2 separate regions of the Homo sapiens genome follow, and region 1 is linked to region 2. Evidence: read pairs that join two places in POLR2A ChIA-PET (ENCODE). Cell type or tissue: GM12878. All regions are shown on one strand. Links, peaks and the distances in the headings refer to the core of each region. The heading gives the core; the rest is flanking DNA.

Region 1 (4,111 bases), core at 626-3,125, 1.8 Mb before region 2:
TTAATTTAAATTTTTAAATAAGTCATATATTCACATAATTTAGAAAGCAGAAAGTATGGAAAGTTACACTGTAAAAAGTCTCAATCTTTATTCACTGTCTGCCTAAGTTCTACCACCACTCGCTGCTCCCTGCCCCAATAGGTAACCACTTAGTTTTATGCATATCACAAGCAAATACAAATAAGAATTCTTTTTCTTTTCCAAATGAGGAATTTTGTAAGGGTTTTCAAAAATGCAAATACGGGTGGTGTAGATGTCTGGTTACAAGATTTTTTTTGAGTTGTGAAAACAAGTGGTGGGTGGTAACATCTCTGCTGCCTCTTTTGGTTTCATCCTGCATCATCTAATCTGCCTCATCTGGTCTGCTTAGTTGCAGCAGTTCCTAACTGGTCTTATCATCTCTTAATTTCTCTCTTTCAGTTCACCTCTTAAACCAGCATCAGAGAGCAATCTTTATAAAACACATATTTTATTTATTTGTTTTTTTGAGAGGAGTCTCACTGTTGCCCAGGCTAGAGTGCAGTGGTGCGATCCCAGCTCACTGCAACTCCTCCTGGGTTCAGATGATTCTCCTGCATCAGCCTCCCGAGTAGCTGGGATTACAGGCGCCCGCCACCATGCTTGGCTGATTTTTGTATTTTTAGTAGAAATGGGGTTTCACCATGTTGGCCAGGCTAGTCTCAAACTTCTGACCTCGGGTGATCCGCCTCGGCTTCCCAAAGTGCTGAGATTACAGGCGTGAGCCACTGCGCCCTGCCTAAAACACACATTAAACTGTGTCACTCCTCTGCTTAATTCCGTTTACTGCTTCTGCCTTACTCAACAGTCCCATCTTCTGCTGCCTCAATATCTACCACATTTTATTCCCTGGATTCTACACTTTTTTGTCTTTGCATGGTGTTGCATGTGGCTCCCTCTCTTTAGAATTTCTGTCACTCAGTTCGCTGACGAAGTCTTACTCATTTTTCAAAAGCTACTTTAGGCCAGGCATGGTGGCTCACACCTGTAATTCCTGCACTTGGGGAGGCTGAGGTGAGAGGATCACTTGAACACAGGTGTTCAAGACCAGCCTGGGCAACATAAGGAGACCCTGTCACTACAAAAGAATTAAAATAAAAAAATTAGCCAGGCATGTTAGCACATGCCTGTAGTCCCAGACACTCAGGAAGCTGAAGTGAGAGGATCACTTGAGCCCAGGAGATCGAGGCTGCAGTGAGCTATTGTACTCCAGCCTGGATAACAGAGCAAGACCCTGTTTTGCGGGGGGAAAAAAGTTACTTTAGTCACATGTCCAGGGAACCTTTTCTCACCTTTATAGATAGCGTTAATCTCTTACAGCCCTCACGCTTATGTCTTTCTCTTAAATTTGCATGCTTCTATTACAGAACTTACACTGGAAACCATAATTTATTTATGCTTCATTGTCCTCCACTAGTCTGTAAGCTCCTTAAAAACAGACACTGTATATTTCTTTTCTTTTTTTGTGACCCTGCTGCCCCACACAGCTCTTGAAACATAGTAGGTACTCAGTTCTGACCATTAAAAAGTTCATCCTTATATTGAACTGAAAGCTTCTTTCCTTTCCTTCCTATCCTTTGGTTCAAGTTTTATCCTCCGGAGCAGCATAGTAACTAGTCTGTCTTCTCACAGCTCCCCCTCTCCTTACTGCAAATCAGCTTTTTGCAGTATTCGAAGACATCTATCATTTTGCCCTAAGTGTATATTTCATCAAGCTGAATAGTTTTATTCTGCTAGCTCTTCCTCCTGGACCTTCACTATCTTAATCCCTCTCCAGTTTAATGTGAGATACAGCCCAACCCTTGAAGCCACCATCTACCCAGGGCCTGTTTTTACACCAGCCTATAGTTCTAGTTTCTTGCTTTATCAGGATTATTCTTGGAACCTCAATGTATATGTGAAGCAAAGCAATGTTATACCAGAGTTGTTACTGAATCCTTAAGGCTGGTTAATAATTACCTCTTGCTTTATAGTGAATTATCACAATGTAGTGGCTTATGATAACACACATTTACTATGCCACTGTTTCTGTGGGTCAGATGAATGGGTCCTGGTTAGCTGGGTTCTCTGCTCAGTGTCTCCAAATTTGGCTAGGCATGTGATCTCATCTGAGGCTCAGGGTTCTCTTTCAGTCACTGGTTGTTGGTAGGATTCAGTTCCTTACAGATGTAGGACTGAGGTTCCTGTTTTCTTGCTGGCTGTTGGCCAGGGGTGTCTCTCTCAGCTCCTAGAGGCCACCTGTGTTTCCCTGCCACATGACTCTGTACACAACATGATAGTTTGCTTCTTTGAGGCCTGCGGGAAAGCAGCTGCTGCCACTTCAGATCTCTCTGACTTCTGTTTGATTTTCAACTCTTTTAAAATGGCTTACTTGATTAAGTCAGGCCCACCCATACTCAAGGGGAGGAGATTATATAGGGTATGCATACCAGGGAGGTGGGAATCTGGAAGACCATCTTAGAATTCTATTTAACAAATCTCTTGGGGCCTTAACATTCTCACATTATTCATATCATTTTTGAGAACACTTCATTCATATTTGTTGCATAAATACTATATACCAAGCACTGTTCTAGGTACAGGGAATGCTGATGGAATTTACATTCTGGTAGGGAAGACAGGCAGAAAGCACTTAGATATTTAATATGTCAGGTGGTGATAAGGACTAAAAAGAAATATTAAGAAGGTTAAGAAGACAGAGTGACAAGAGTGCTATTTTACATAGGTTGACCTCTTTGATAAGGAGACATTTGAACAGAGACAAGAATGAAGTACAGAAATGCACCATGTGGCTAGCTTGAGAAAGAGCATTCTAGGCAGAGGGAGGAGCAAATTTAGATGTGGGGAGGGGTATTATAGGCAATGAAGATAGGGGCAGGAAAGGTGGTCAGAGAAATAGCAAGGGCTGGATCATGTGAGTCCCTTGGATTTGGTTCTGAGTAAGATGAGAGGCTGCTGGAAGGTCCTGGGAAGAGGGATGTCATGAACTTACATTCTAAAATAATCACTTAGGGTCTGGATGTGGTGGCTCACATCTGTAATCCCAGCACTTTGGAAGGCCAAGGCAGAAGGATTGCTTAAGCCCAGGAGTTCAAGACCTGCCTGGACAACTTAATGAGACCCCATCTCTGCAAAAGGCAAAAAAATAAAAATTAGCTGGACGTGGTGGCACATGCCTATAGTCCCAGCTACTCAAGAGGTTGAACTAGGAGGATCGCTTGAGCCCAGTGGGTCAAGGCTGCAGTAAGTAGTGGTTGTGCCACTGCACTCTAGCCTGGGTGACAGAATAAGAACCTGTCTCAAAAAAAAAAATATTATTAAGCTGCTGTGTGGAGAATAGGCTCTAAGAAGGCAACAGGACAAGTTAGGAGGCTATTGCAGTTGTTCAGGTAGGAGATGATGGAGACTTAGACTGGAGTAATAGTGTGGAAAAGGTAACAATTGGATAGATTTTGGATGTATTTGGAAGGAAGATTTTATGCCTGAGCAACTTAAAAGAATGGAATTGGCATTTACTGAAGTGTCAAAGCCTAGTAGAGAAAAAGGTGTTTGTCTGTAAAATGTTTCAGTTTGGAATAATTTCAGATTTATAGAAAAGTTGCAAAGATAGTTCAAAGAATTCCCATATATCTTTCACCCAACTTCCTCTAATGTTAACGTCTTACATAACCAGACTGCCTTTGTTAAAACTAAGAAATTAGCACTGGTATAATCATATTAACTAAACTACAGATGTTATTCAGATTTCACCAGTTTTTCTGCCAATGTCCTTTTTCTGTTTGAGGACCCAATCCAGGATACCACGTTGCATTTAGTCATGTCTCCTGAGTCTCCTACCATCTCTGACAGTTTCTTCATCTTTCCTTTTTGGAAAAGATGTTTCTGCTCTTGTTTTATTTACTTCTTATTCAGGGAAGATTTTTGTTTAATTTGGTTAAATTTCTGTAATCCCAGTACTTTGGGAAACCGAGTCAAGAGGATCACCTGAGCCCAGGAGTTCAAGACCATCCTGGGCAACAGAGGTAGACCCCATCTCTACAAAAACTAACAAAAAAATCAGCCAGGTATAGTGGCACACGCTTGTGGTCCCAGC
Region 2 (4,052 bases), core at 1,553-4,052:
GTTTCTAACGACAGTTTCCTCTGCTCAAATTTGCTTCCCCCATTCCAAAAGTCTGCCACTCCAGGCACAATGCTGCTGAGTAGGCAGACTCTTCCAATGCTTATCAACACACTAGAGGCCAAGCATGCTCAATGTGACAGTTGAGAGCAATGTAAACCCACGAGCTCTCCCACTCCTGTCCCATCAAAATACTCTTCCAGGGACTGCCCATCTTCTTGCTTGACTTATAGAACTGGGACTGGAGAAAAATAAAACGCCAGATGCCTCTAGTCACCATAGTTTTTTATTTTTTGAAACGGAGTCTCCCTCTGTTGCCCAGGCTGGAGTGCAGTGGCGCGATCTCCCTCACTGCAATCTCTGCCTCCCTGGGTTCAAGTGATTCTCCTGTCTCAGCCTCCAGAGTGGCTGGGACTACAGGTGTGCACCATCACCATGCCTGGCTACTTTTTGCATTTTAATAGAGATGGGGTTTCTCCATGTTGCCCGGGCTGGTCTCAAACTCCTGACCTCAAGTGATCTGCCTGCCTCGGCCTCCCAAAATGCTGGGATTACAGGCCTGAGCCACTGTGCCCGGTCAATAGTTTGTATTTTAATCTCAAAGCTGTATCCTAGGAAAACCTCCATTCTGCCTACCATCCCGGACTCTGGCTCTGGAGATGAGTGGTATGCCCTTTTCTTAAGGTAAAGCCTCTAATTCCCCATCTACCTACTGAGATCAGATGTGGTAATCTCTAAAAGACTGAATTTGGCCTGACCATGGGCCAACAGCAGTTCTGGACACTCTTTGGGGCAATCCTCCATTGTCTTCTGTATAAGTCAATCCCTTTCCAGAACTGCACAGGGGACTCCACGGGACTTGGAAGGGTTTCAGCTAAGAGTCATCAAGGTGACCAAGAGGTTAGAAACAGCTGATGATGCCAGGTTCCAAGAATTTTAGATTTTTACTTTTGAAAATAAGAGGCTGACTGCATATAAACCAAAAGAATACTTTCAGAATAAGTGACTCTTTTAAATAAGCAACTGAGTAATACTTTATCCGAATTCAGAAACTTGAGAAAAAGGAACACACCTCAAAAAACTAATCTCTTCAAGGAAGGAAGGTAATTTGCATAGAGTTTCCTTGGGCTGGCTGTGTTTTTTTTTTTTTTTTTTTTTTTTTTTTTGCCTCTAAAAGCTCTCTATTCTAAATTGAATGGGCTGAGGTAGCCAAGTTTTATCTAACGCTTTCCTAAGGATGGAGGTGGGGTCAGAAAGCCCCAGAGCCCGGGTAATTTCTCAATATAGCTGGTTGGGGAAAGGAGTGCGCGCACGTTTGTGTTTTTGAAGAGTTAGTGCAACTCTAAACTGCACACCACGAAACCTGGAAATCTGGAAAGGCGCACAAAACACGAACTGAGATTCCAACTTTAGCAAGAACCTAAAATGTTAAAGAAAAATTCCTTTCTCCCCACCCACGAGTCATAACATTAAGGAAAACTGGCTCAAACTTTCTAGTATGAACAACAGGCCTAAAGTAAGAAGACCAGAAGCGAAAGGTAGGGCTCGCCCTCTCCCTAACAGTCCTTCACGACTCAGGTCACACACAGAGGATGCCCACCTCCGGCCCCGCCGACCCGGCTCCAAAAAGGCGGCTGTGAGCTTCCCTGAGCTCGGCGGGCCTTCCCCGACCCCGGGCTCCGCCTCGGTGGCAGAGCTCCTGAGGCCTTCACATGGCGCAAAGTCCACGCCCACCGGGCCCGGCTGGGGCCTCGGGCTCGCGGGGCCTGCTCTCTCCGGGGACCAAAGGCTTTCGGCGGGTGGTAGGCCGGACGGCAGACTGGCGCCCCAAAGCCCCGGGGCGCCGCGCCGGCGGAGTGGGCCGGAAGACCTGGCCAGGCCCAGACGTCCGTTCTAAGGGAGCCAATCGGGCGGGCCGGGGCCTGCATGACACAGCACGATCCGGCCCAGGCTCCGACCCGGACCCAACGCAAGCCCCGCCTAGGGGGCGCGCGGGTGCGCAGCTGGCCCCAGCCGGGCCTGCCGGGTCCACGGCCCCTCACTCGCCCCCTAGCTTCCCTTCCCTCTTTCCTGGTCTCCACCTCTCTGACGCGCCCACGGCCAGGCCCCGCCGGGCCTACCCTGCGCGGCTGGTCCCGGTGCGCGCCGCCGCAGCAAGCGAACGGCGCGCGCACACTCACTCGGCTCCAGAAGCCATGGCGCGCGCCTCTCCCGGCCGGCGGCTGTGGCGGCCCGCGGGTAACGGCTACGAGCGGTGGCAAGCGACCGACTGGGCCGGGGCTCGGCTCTTCCAGGCGGTGGGCGAGCAGCGGCGACAAACCCGCAAGCGGCTTCCCTCTCGCTTCCTCCCACCGGCAGCGAGGCGTCGGGCGAACAACGCTGGCTCCTGATCCGCGAGGTGGCAGTGGCAGTGGCAGCGGCAGCGGCAGCGACGACTCAAACGACGGTCGCAGACGCTTCGCTGAGACTGAGCCGAGAAGAGCCGAATCATCGGAAGGGAAGCTGCTCCCACCTCAGCCAATCAGCGCCTGCCCTGCGGACTCTCGCCCGCCTCTCCGCGCCTCTCCCCAGCAACCCGCAGATCACAGCCAATCAGGAAATTCGCTTGCGGCCTGGCTCCCGCCTCAGTGATGCGACACGCCTAGTAACGCCACGTCAATTGGCCGCAACGCTACGCTTCCTCGACGGATTGGAATTCTCAGCCAATCAACGAAAGGAATAGGGCGAGATCGATTAGTGAAAGGAGACCCTTTAATCCCTTAGAGGCGGACTCTCCCACTTGGCTCCAGTTCATTGGCTCCGGAGTTTATCCTCCTGGAAGAACGTGGCACAATAGACTGAACCCTTGTATTAGTCTAGTCCTATTGTGGTAACCCATACACCCATCTTCTCCCAAAACCTGGAGATCTTCTAAGACGCCATCACCACCCTGACACTTCTTGCTCCTTCTCAACGCTGCCTCCAACCACCCCTACTCTGAACTTTCTGACTAGCACCCCACTCCTACCCCATTGTCACTGCACCCTCTGGTAACCCCAATCCCACAGCCTTTGCAGTTTCTCAGCGCTTGTGCCTTTCTTCCTCCCGTCATTAATATTAATACCTTATAATAAGGCACTCAAATCCAGAGAAGTCAAAGGGCAACCACAGAACACACAGCCAATTCAGTAGAACCCAAATTAGCAAGAAAACTGCATATGCTGGGACTTGAAAATCCTTGGGCCCCAAATAACAGGGGTCCCTGTTAGTAGTCAACAGGCAGCTGTTGGTGATATGCTGACTCAATTCACCTTTCACCCTGTACCCACACAGACACATTTGACTAAGACGAGTCGAATTTCTAGAATTTGGAATTAGGAAGGGAGTGAAGAGTTACTCTGAGAGAAACCTGCCTGTCTCTAAGTAACAGGTACCTGCCCTTGTCCTGAGAGGCCTATCTAGACCACCCTTCAGACCCAACTCCACTCATTGTCACTGTCCTGGGCTTTGGGGCTCTGCATTCAGGCAATGTGAAGGACTAAAGCCACTGCCTCCAAAGTGAGGATTCCTGTAGCCCTTTCCTCATACCCAGACTTCAAGTTCATAAGGTAGACGATGTCAGGAAAGGGCATCATAGACAACTAGCACTCAACTAGACGGTCACAAGCCTTCCCACGCAAGTATATGTAGTAGGCAGACGAGATAAATATGAAATTTTACTCGACAACAGAAAAGGAGAAACAGGAAAAAAGGTGCCTCGAGCAAAGTCAATGACTTGGTGGTGGCAGAGATTGTTTCCTCCAAAACGAGAATGGTAGTAACTAGGGCAAATTTCACAGGCCTACCACCAATCTCACCAGTCCAGGAATTATATAGGAATGGTCACATTCCTAATGATGGTGAAGCAGAAAGCCCTCCCCACAGAGAGACAGCCCACTGGGGACCCAGCTCAAGCTCTTCAAAACGTGGCAGCTACAGGTCACAAGACTTTGGCAGAGATGTCCGAAATTCTTCAAGGAAGGCGTCACGATCAGAGGGACGGATCCAGCTCAAATAGCTTTCTAGGTACAGGGGGA

What was found. Peaks named below come from ENCODE experiments on the same cell type or tissue, not always from the same donor. Only the 100,000 strongest peaks of a DNase experiment are listed, where the experiment ranks them.
Region 1: POLR2A ChIA-PET joins it to region 2 with 5 read pairs; 2 of 35 experiments call an interaction of 5 or more read pairs at or near these places.

The regions. Positions count from the first base shown.
Region 1 is chr9:33,295,465-33,299,575 of GRCh38, forward strand. The region is part of intron 2 of NFX1 (nuclear transcription factor, X-box binding 1); the gene reads left to right. Among named protein-coding and RNA genes, the nearest start is that of NFX1, 7.0 kb to the left of the region's middle. In GM12878, for the core only: no CTCF peak of the experiment used is centred there; a DNase peak (open chromatin) is centred at 2,187; H3K4me3 peaks cover 2,500 bases; H3K27ac peaks cover 2,310 bases.
Region 2 is chr9:35,070,160-35,074,211 of GRCh38, forward strand. VCP (valosin containing protein) reads right to left here and starts at 2,466. Exons shown (of 17, transcript NM_007126.5): 1 at 2,178-2,466. The coding sequence starts at 2,194. FANCG (FA complementation group G) reads right to left here. Exons shown (of 14, transcript NM_004629.2): 14 at 3,680-4,052. The coding sequence ends at 3,949. RefSeq lists a silencer at 1,544-2,173 and enhancers at 2,574-2,623, 2,824-2,963, 2,984-3,033. In GM12878, for the core only: CTCF peaks have their summits at 1,989 and 2,389 (motif pointing right); a DNase peak (open chromatin) is centred at 2,612; H3K4me3 peaks cover 1,318 bases; H3K27ac peaks cover 2,144 bases.